Linked DNA regions of Homo sapiens: region 2 is linked to region 1. Evidence: chromatin loops called from intact Hi-C (ENCODE). Cell type or tissue: heart left ventricle. All regions are shown on one strand. Links, peaks and the distances in the headings refer to the core of each region. The heading gives the core; the rest is flanking DNA. Region 1 has its middle 58 kb from the start of SORBS2. Region 2 overlaps SORBS2 (sorbin and SH3 domain containing 2).

Region 1 (5,386 bases), core at 112-5,111:
TACAGTAGGTGGACAATCTTAGTCCAAGAAGTCAGAGGGAGGAATGATCACATTTCTTGTTTAAGTCAGCTCAAATTTGAGTTCAACCATTGGACTGACAGGAAATGAAACCCAAATCATCCCTGCTTGCTTGCTTCCTTGAGCTCTATTCCTGTCATGCAAAGGTCCTGACACCGGTCTAGGCTAGGATTGAAGGGAGGTCCCAGGCATTAGGACAGATGTAGTCCATTATCGACTCTCTCTAAATTACCTTCAGGTCTGGGGACTCTACTGCTTGTTGCCATACTTGGCTCTGGGAGTCCCCAGAGAGGCTGGGGCACCTACACCTCGAGGGGGCACCGTCTCTAGGGGCATTACACAGCTAACCCTCAGGGGTCCCACCAACTATTCATAGCACAAATAGTGTCCCAGCTCTATCTCATCTGTTAGAAAATCTCTCCCTCTTGAGGCCTTTAAAGGCCAAGTCCTTTCTTCCCTTCCTTCGGGACATTCCCTAATCTCAGTTCATTTCAGCCTCCATAAAAGACAATAAGTGCCTCTAACTTCCAACAGGAATTTAGTTAGAGGGGTAGAGTAACAAATAGAAATTAAAAGCTTCTACTTTCCTTTCTCTTTTCTTTTCTTTTTTTCTTTCTTTTTTTTTTTTTTTGAGGCAGAGTCTCACTCTGTCACCCAGGCTGGAGTGCAGTGGCACGATCTTGGCTCACTGCAACTTCCGCCTCCCGGGTTCAAGCGATTCTCCTGCCTCAGCTTCCCGAGTAGCTGGGATTACAGGCGTGTGCCACCATGCCCAGCTAATTTTTTGTATTTTCAGTAGAGACAGGGTTTCACTATGTTAGCCAGGATGGTCTCAATCTCCTGATCTCGTGATCCACCCACCTCGGCCTCCCAAAGTGCTGGGATTACAGGCATGAGCCACCGTGCCCAGCCGAAAGCTTCTACTTTCTAAAAGACACCCCAGCTCCTAAAATTTCAAGAAGGAGGGATTAGTGCTAGGTTGAGGGGCGTGGAGGGAAAAAACGAAGACGACACAGACAAATGAATATTTTAGTAAATTGCCTCACCACTATTTAATATCATGAGTGTTGGCTAAGCACCACGTTTTTTGTGCCACCACCGGTTGTAATTTTTTTCATGTTGTGCCCTCTCTGTAAAGCCTGTTTAGGGGAATAGAGAAAAGCTAAAGGTGTTCGGCAAAACAGTGACAGGGACGCTGTCTCCATCACCAGGGGCAAGTCATGCTGTGTCAATATTCTACCAAAGAGTATTATTTTTGAATCAGTAGAGAAAAATCCCTTGTCTCAGGCAGTGGTTGGACACTTTGTCAGCTATAAATCACATGTTCGTTAAGTTAGCACAGAATATTCCACTTTAAATACAGGGTAATGAAGACAAACAGAATCCCAGGGGTTCAACCTGGAGGAGAAACAATGCTGATTTTATGGAGCATATGAGAAATACACAATCGCAGCAAACTTCTGAACGCTTGGACTGTTGGCCAAGAACTTGCCTTTGGTGGTGAGCAAGTGAAAACTGACCAGAACTCTGCCTAGTGTGGAAGAGGAGAGTACCACATCAACAAACCAGGCACTGGAATGGGCAGGTGGTTTTCTATTCCAAACAGCAAACTCTAAGAATAGCGATCTTATAAATAATTGAGAGAAAATATTTTCTTAATCTTTCTGACTCACTGGAGAACTGCATTGTGACACTTTTTCTTAATCTTTCTGACTCACTGGAGAACTGCATTGTGACACTTTTTCAGGTAGGAAATGTATTCAGTTGGTAGGAGGAACTGGAATAACTGCAGGTTAAACAAATACAAGGTTTATTTTTTTCTACTGAAAACAGTAGATATAGGCAGATCAAGACTTTTCTGAAGGGCCCACTGTATGACCCCTGTCTCAGTCTCCTTCTGTCTTTATGCTGCTACCCTGGGCATATGCCCTCATACTTGGCTCCTACCAGATGGCTGCTGCACCCTCAGCTCCCACACGCACATTCTAGCAAGAAGCAGCAGCCAACAGGTCAAGAGCAATAAGGCAGATGCGAACATTTCTTGAAGCCTCACTCATTCACCAAGCTGGCTGAAACAGATGCTGGAAAATGTAGTTGTCACTTGTGCATGTTGTCATTTCTGATGCAAATGGGGTTCTCTTACTAAGAAAGGAAATTTGAGTTTGGGTAGGCAAGTGGAGTGTCTGCCAGAGTCACCAGGCAGGGAGCAAAGTCTCATAGACAAATCCATGGAATTGGGAATCACTGAGCCTCATTTCTGCTTTGACTCTGCAGATTTAGCAAATTCCCCAGCTGCAAAAGGAAAATTCTTTTTCTAATTCCAGGAGAATGGATTTCTCGAGGAATAATTTAAAGGTGTCAGTTAATTTATTAACATTTTCTTCAAATAAAATATTCCCATAAGATGCAACCGTTCTTTTATGTATATAAGTTTAAAGAGGATAAAAAGTTGAAAAATCTTTCTTAATTGTTTACTGAGGGAGTAAGACTTTCAACCAACTGTACTGTAAATTAGAAATAAAATAATTATAACAACTAACCACTACAGTAATTTACACTGTTAACACTGCATTTTCAAACTTATTGGGCCATTGTATGCTCTAAACTTCTGCTTTTATCTGCCTTTTAAGTGAGGAAAATGTTATTGTCGTTATCTAGAGCTCACAGATTGAGATCTACTGCAAATAAACATGAATGAAAAGTTGGGTTCCCTGCGTAGGGGAATTGCAGAATTCGTGAAATCTTCAGGAGACGAGACACTGCAGTCTGACATAACACAGCCTGACCCAAGGGGTCGCACAGAAGACTGTGAGCTCTGAGCCCTGCATCTCTTCTTTTCATGACCCAATGCGGGCATCCCAACTACCCAGACAAAGGAGGCTTATTTGAAATAATTGGCAGTCACAGCCACGTTTTCAGTGTTATGTTTCAAACTGTTTGTCTCTGATCCTGTTTGAACTTTGATGACAATATCTGTGTCTCTAATGAGACCGAACTGCTGTCAGCATCTGAAAACGCTGCCCAGCTCGTGTCTGAGGTTGGCACGTTGGACGGATGCTGCGCTCGTTCCTCAGGGGGAACCATGCGGCTCCGGCTTTGCTCTCTCAGGCAGCTTCTGCAGTGAGTGCGCAGGTCGTGAGGGCTGCCCGGTGAATCCTGGGACTGGGCCTTGGGAGAGTTTTCAGAATCCACCTTTGGTGAGGTGATGTGATGGGAAGGAGCCCACTGCTGTGCTTTTACAGACCCAGTGTCAATCAAGGATTCCTTTTTTTTCTAAATAATTCCATGAACATTAAGGAAAGAAGCCACATTCATTCATTTCAACTTTCTGAACACCTGCTATGCCTCCATCACTGTGCGAGGATTTGAGGAGACAGGGTTAGATGGCATTGGTCACTCTCTTTAGCTTCTCTCCATATGCACAATAGTGATTACTGGACCCTCGGGCAAGTTTCAGGGAGTCAGATGAAATAACTTCCCAAATACAAAGTTAATGCAACTATCAAAAAGCAATTAGTATGCACCTTTGAATCAATAAAACCACACAGAGTCTATTCCCCTGTAATCAAAACAATGTTTATGTCTCGTCTTTAAATAGTGTACATGTCAGGCACTTGACAAATATATTTTAAAAGTGAATTTTGTTTTTTTTGTACCTTAACAAAAAGTTAGCCAGGTGAAATCCTTTTTCATTCTTAACAGTGTATTTCAAAATATTCACGTTTCCGAGAATACCGAGGACATGAAGCTCAGAAAAACACTAAGCCCATGAAACAAAGAATCCTTAGAGCGAAAATACAAATCAGCAAAAGATGGATTTTACAAATGGAAACACTAAGAGAGCTTAGGTAACTACAAGTGCTATGAGGAATGCCTGGGCCCTCCAGAAAGCCCAGCACAGCTTCCCTTTACTTACATATAATGCCTAGCGAAGGAATAAAATTCAGGGATGCTGTAATTAGTGGATGCTAAAACCCACACTCACAAGAAAAATACAAGAGCGGAAATGCTAAAATTCTCAAGACATGCAGGCAGTGGTTTCCTGCTGAAAGAGGTTTTGCAGTTCTTCCTTTCCTTGCCTTCACTAATGAGGAAATGTCCTCTATGACAGCAAGTCTTTCTCTCTCCACCCAAAGGCTGTTCTGTAGCTGACCGGCATATTGCAGGTCCTGTGAAAGGTGGAGATCGTTTCATCTGAGTCACTCTTGCTTGGAAATACACCTGTTCCCTAATGTGCAGCCCCTCGGTATTGTGCTGGCTTTCTAGATCTGAGTTTACATTTCCCTGTGCAGAATACCTTGACAAATGGCAGCTTTCTGTGACTGATGACAGTGCCTGGTTTGTATGAGATGTGACTTCCTTCTCTCAGGACTGTCATCCATCTCTAATGTCATACTGCTCATCAAAGCAAACCATACAGACTTTCTTTGGAAAACACTGAAATTGGCATGCATTTACTTTTAAACATTTATTTTCTCTTTTTAAAAACTTTACGTGTGTAAATTTAGGAGGTAAAAGTGTTATATTAAAAAATACAATGGATTTGAAAAATACATCAATTTGTCATCATGCTCTAGCCTCATTTTCATGTTCTGAAGGCACCCTTAATAGAAACTCTGATTTTGTTTGTATCTGGGGAGAAATCCAGGGGAAAGAAGAGAAATTCCATGAATCCTCCTACAGGCAACTTTTATCAGAGGCGTGTAACATACAGTGAATGCAGTTAATTTGGGCAACTGGTGCATGATTTATAGCTTTGAGGATCTAATCTAATCTGGGTCATTCCTCTTATTAGAGGTGTGACCCTGGGCAAACCACACGCATAGCCTTAGCTTCCATTTTCCTCCATCTGTACAAGGGGGATACTAACACCTCCTTGGCAGAGCTGTGGGAATTTCACAAGATGCACGTGCCAACATCTGTGCGCGTGGAATGCACTAAATATCAGTAAATGACCAGTGATGATGACAACGAAGAATGATGATATTTATCAATAACAATCACTTTCAAGGAAAATATTTTCATTGTGTTTTGAATTATTTAGACTCTCCATACCAAAAAAGGCCACAAGAAATTGCTTATCTTTTATCTAAGTTTTTCTAAGCCACCAGAGCCTAAAATCAAAATGATTTATAGATTAATTTCAGGAAGAGAAAAAGAGAAATGTGGTTGGGGAGAGGGAGAAAGAGGGAGGGAGGATCTTTTCTTCCTTTCTCCTGAGCTTCCATCTTGTCCCACAGAGGTGGGTACCTCAGGCCTTTCTCCCATGCAATGCTGGGAAGGGAGGAACCCTCTACACCTCCCATTATTTTCAGGAGGACAGCGGCTGCTGTGACTGATCTCACCTTCACATTCATTGGTGACCACT
Region 2 (5,386 bases), core at 105-5,104, 190 kb before region 1:
CCAGAGAATACATTATAACATTTGCTCCATCTACATTCAGGGAAATTATGTTAAAAGTGAACATATGTTCTCTTGGCATATTTTATTAGACTTTGACATATATATATATAGTTTATTTAATAGCATTGTTTTATAACAATTTTCATGCTTGTGGCACAATTTTACTAATATCTCCAACACAGAGCCCTTTTAGTTAATATAATAGTTGCATACTCATAGTTATTGAATACATAATGTATTGCTGACCTCATCAGTTTAAATCCAAAGCATCAGCTGTCAGCTTTTAAAGAATTAGAATATATCCTAGAGATTATGTTAAAAACCGACATACTTTGATAAGCTTAATCAGAAACAAAACCAAACCAAACCCTTGTTTGTTAAAATTTGTTCTCCATGTTGTAAATACAAACCTGGCAAGCAAACTAAATACAAAAGCAAAAACATATTAAAAATAAAACGTATTGAAATACGCACATTAGGAAAGAGGCTGTAAGCAGTGGTCTAATAATCATGCCTTAAAATAATGCAGTAGCCAAGAGTGTGCAGGGTTACCTGAGTTGGTGATCTTTTATCTTGTAGGTTTGGTCGAACGCTTCTAAAACCTTTTGCTGCAAGAGAGGAATATGTAGCATCTCCGTTCAGTGTCTCCTGATTGCCATCATTGTAAGATCTCCAAGCTTTCATTAAGGGAAAACAATTGGATACAAAAATATCTACGTTCACTTAAACATTTTTTATAAAATTTATTTTTATTTCCAAAATCATTTTTATTTCCAAAATTGTAGTGTTCTTACTAGAGGTTTAATTTAATATGCATAACAGTACATGAAATTTAAATTTAACATGAAGTCAGCGATGTGGCTATGAATATGTTTTCTAAAAGTCACAAATAATATAATAATTATTCAGAATATTTTTTCTGTACCTGAGTCTGGTGACTGAGAATCACGCCCTGAAAGAAAAAAAAATGTTGAAATTAAGACTAAGGTGAAATAAATGAACAACCCAGTAAAAATAACATGGCAAAGAACTATATGCATTGTTTTTGCAAACATTATTTCAGTTTTAAAATCTGGGTATGTCAAACATGCCAAAGGGAGGCTTGTACATTTATTTTTACTTCAATTAGAATGTCATTCATTAAATATCTATAATATATAAATATCTATATAGTAAACACTCATTTTTCCCCTCAATAATGTTGCAACATGCAATTTTAATCTTATTATGGCAAAGATGAATATATGAATTTCTAAATATCAAATTAAAGGATCAAAAGAGATCTGGTTTATAAACAGCACTAACTCAAACTGCCAGATCCTTAGCTTCCAATGCCCTGCTGTTGATAAGCATATTTAACTCCTGTGTTACAGAACTGTATTCTGTAGTTCGCATTTTTTTTTACCTTAAGAAACTGTAGACCTGTCTACCATATCATGTGACATTTTCAAATTATTCTCGAGACTGAGTTTTTTTCCTATTGCAATATAAAAGTCATTTTATACTCAAATATGAAAAAACTGTTACAACATGTTCCACTGTCTTTCAGCTAGTAAGCTGTGGAAAATAAATTTCAGGACTAATAAATTGCTTTTGGTAAGGCAGTTGGCAAGTTATCAGTGATATATTTGTTATCAATTTTATTGAAGTTATATATTCCAAAATCTTCTATATGCACATTTGAGGTAATCAGTTTGCACGTTTAACTCATGTGTATTTTAAGTCATCAGCTTGTGTTGCCTGGTTTATTAAAGCACATGGTCAACTTTACTTAGATTCATTAAGCTTTAACTTTGGAGGTGATCCTAGGGGTTGGATCATTAGCCCAACCTGCTGTCCAGTCCTGGATTCCTTCTACGTGTTCCCCAGGACCATTATTAGATTCCCATTTCAATTCATAAAACAGGAATTTTACATGCTGGAAAAGTCTTTGTTTTTCTTTTAGTGCTTCAGCACAGTTATTTTCAAGTTTAAACACATGAACTTAGAATGATAAAAATGGGCTGAGAAATGCGAGCATCTGATTTTTAGATAAAATATTTGATATGGGTTCTTTCCAAATCAAAGGAAGGAACACAAATGTGAGTCAGCACAGAGTACATTAGAATGATTCCAGCTCAGGTGAGCTAGAGAAGACTAATGAATTCCCATTCTTTATGATCATTGATAACTTGGTATGGATTTTATCTCCAATGAATTTAAAATTGGAGTAATAAAATGGGTACCATAGAGAAAAATTACTTTGAAGAATTATGCATGAAATGTTTATTGGACCCTACTTCTAGAATTTGTACAATTTTTTGATTTTTATTTTATTTTTTAAAGATGGGGTCTTGCTATTTTGTCCAGGCTGTCCTTGAAATAGTGGGCTCAAGAGATCCTACAGCCTCAGTCTGTTGGTTAGCTGGGACTACAGGTATGTGCCACTGGGCCTGGCCCTTCTTCTAGGATTTGATGGAAGCAGAAATGATTGAAATTCTTAATCAGCTATATGATGAAGATAAAGAAAAATACAGTTTGACAAAAAATACAGAGCAATCATCAGAATGCTGCTTTAGGGCACTCAGGAGAGAGATTTAATAACCATGAGGCTGCCATCCACTGTGGACAATGAACAAATTTTGGGATTTGGGAAAGGACAACGAAAAGCAAATTTTGGAATTTGGGAAAAAGCAATAAAATAGCCCAATGCTACTTTATGAAAAGAGAAGCAGCATTAATAACAATGATTATATTCTGATTTTTTTCTTGAGGATAGGGAGTTTCTTTTATGCTTGGTTTGGTAAAACTGAGATAAAAAAGAAGGCTGTGTGTTAGCGCTGGGGACGAGGTAATGGGACCCAGAGGCTTGGAGGTGCAAGGGTGCAGGTGCGGTGAGAAAGAAGAAGGTGTACTGGGCGGGTCTGAAGGACACTAGAAATAAACTCCCTCTAAATGATAGTCTGTAGGGGGCAGGCTCTGTTTCTTCACGCTGGTCACCGTGTTGAAGATGAGGAGCCCCAGGAGACGGTAAGTGTGAGAATCAGAGGACAGTCACTCCAGGCTCAACTGTGGGTTTCTTCCTGGGACACTGGGCCCAGGGATTTCCAAATGAATCTGTCCCTGTGCCACTGGAAACATTAGACAGTAAGAGGGGTGGGCTGTTCTGAAGGGTCTTGCATCGCACAGTGGACACGAGTGTGCAGAATTAAGAGAAAGGAGAAAATGGCCATTGAGTCGAACTTCAGGATGAACCAGTATTTTAATAAAGCTTATGTTGATGATTAAAGTCTGCCTTGAAGTGGCTGGTCTCTCAAGGAGACTAAAGTACATTCATTTCTCTTTCTTTAAAATAAATCCAATTACAGATACTTGGAACACCCAGTCCTGATTTGCTCTTTTATTATAGTCTTCTATGTGGACACTTTTTAGCATAGCCCTGCTTTTATTTTATCCCTGCAGGAAAGACTAGGAGAGGGAGGACACCTGTTCTTTGGAGCAGGTAATAGAAAGTATCATGGATCCACATCAAGTAAAGAGAATATAGGTTAGAAAAAAAAAAAAAAGTCGCCCAGGTAAATGGCTTGGCAGATGTGTGGGGAAAATGGATTTCCCCAGATCTGCAGCATTATTGGTGCACATTCACTTGTGAAAAAAACACAAAGCTAGGACTAGGGGCCAGAGTCCTTAATTTCTAGTGTTCTTTAGTAGACAGTCACTGCTTCACTGAAAATCCACGAATGACTAAATGGTGTAAGTTTTCCCCTTTCCTGGCTGTTTTGCATGTGAATATTTTAACAAATAGGGTCTTGAAGAATGAAGAGCTCCACGTGCTCTTACCAGCCCTTTTCCTTGTGTCGAGGCACAAACTGGTGAGTCTCTGTCTGAGATTTTGTGCAAGACATTCCCGGTTCCATGTCAGGGGTGGAACTGGATGCCCTCCATGGCCCTTTCCACTGTTATCATTCTAACATGACAGCTTTCGTGTAGCTGTGTTTGTGATACGTGTCACATCGTAATCTCTACTCTCAGGTTTTATTTAAATCCCTTTTAACTGATATGCTCTATTGACACTATCACTATATTTTTCTTGAAAATTATTATTTTGATGCCTATAACTCATTTCTTTAGAAGACTCAAGTGCTTTTTAAGAATTATTTTAAAATGTTGATTAAATTCAGGTCAACTAATTGAGTGCCTACTGTGTTTCTATGTACAATTATAACCCTTTTCATTTATTTTCTTCATTTATTCTCATTTATTCTGACAAATCCTTGTGAGTCTGGGAAACGATTAAGCTTTCAGAGAGGTAAGAAATGACAAACAATTTTTCATTGGAAAGAAAGGAAATGAGATCTAGACAGACTAATTTTCTTAAGGGCATGAAACATGCAGGTGGTATCGACAAGACCCTGTCTCTTGGCGGAGTGGTCCCCATACTGCGGCATTCCTTTAGGCTGACAAGGGGTTTTGGTGAAATAAAATGTTTTCAATTGTTTCTCAATAGTCATTGTCTTGGTTTTGGCATAGGTTTAAAATATCCGTGTGTGCTCTGATGGATTGTCCAGTGGGAATTTACTTCTTATAAAAGGAAAAGAGAAAGACAGACTGACTCAGGGGACAAATAGGTGGTGACTCAGATTGACTGTCTGATCAGAGAAGGGAGTGAAAATGGCTTGGGACCTTTTCTGGAGGTTTTACATAAAGGCTGTTGTATTTTAACAATATCGAAGGCAATAAATATTTATCAATTCCCTTTTGATTCACATATAGACACTGTATCATATAAGTTCTTATGAAAGCTACATAGAATGCAGTTGTGCATATTAATGCTAACTTCTTTATTCAAAAATATAATGGAAGCTTCTTTGAAAAAGGGGGCCAGGTGTAGTGGCTCAGGCCTGTAATCCCAGCACTTTCGGAGGCTGAGGCGGGCGGATCACTTGAGGTCAGGAGTTTGAGACCAGCCTGGCCAACATGGTGAAACCAGGTCTCTACTAAAAAAAATACAAAAATTAGCCAGGCATGGTGGCAGGCACCTGTAATCGCAGCTACTCAGGAGCCTAAGGCAGGAGAATGCTTGAACCTGGGAGGCAGAGGTTGCAGTGAGCCAAGATCGTGCCACAGCACTGCAGCCTGGGCACAGAGCAAGACCCACCCGTCTCAAAAAAAAAAAAAAAGAAAAGAAAAGAAAAAGAAAAAGGGATCTTACTTTACGTCTAATTGACACAAAAGAGGGCTGTTTTTAAACAATTATGTCCAAAATTCAGTGGACTTCATTCTCTAGAAATCATATGCCTAGTGATAGAAAACTTAAAATAGCCCAAAGCTACATTGTTATTACTGAAGATTATTTCATATTCCTAAAGTGTGAAATGTTTTTTTTTTCTTTTTTGCTGTTGTAATT

Evidence for each region. A loop is a pair of places that touch in the nucleus more often than their neighbours do. Peaks named below come from ENCODE experiments on the same cell type or tissue, not always from the same donor. Only the 100,000 strongest peaks of a DNase experiment are listed, where the experiment ranks them.
Region 2: a loop joins it to region 1, with 1.8 times the contacts of the local background. A loop is called at or near these places in 1 of 110 quality-filtered maps.

The regions. Positions count from the first base shown.
Region 1 is chr4:185,867,526-185,872,911 of GRCh38, forward strand. It overlaps a transcript of SORBS2 not described here. Among named protein-coding and RNA genes, the nearest start is that of SORBS2, 58 kb to the left of the region's middle. In heart left ventricle, for the core only: a CTCF peak has its summit at 446; a DNase peak (open chromatin) is centred at 3,096; H3K27ac peaks cover 3,486 bases.
Region 2 is chr4:185,677,871-185,683,256 of GRCh38, forward strand. SORBS2 (sorbin and SH3 domain containing 2) reads right to left here. Exons shown (of 27, transcript NM_001395207.1): 6 at 926-952; 7 at 553-677. Among named protein-coding and RNA genes, the nearest start is that of SORBS2-AS1, 93 kb to the left of the region's middle. In heart left ventricle, for the core only: a CTCF peak has its summit at 2,949 (motif pointing right); no DNase peak of the experiment used is centred there; H3K27ac peaks cover 1,797 bases.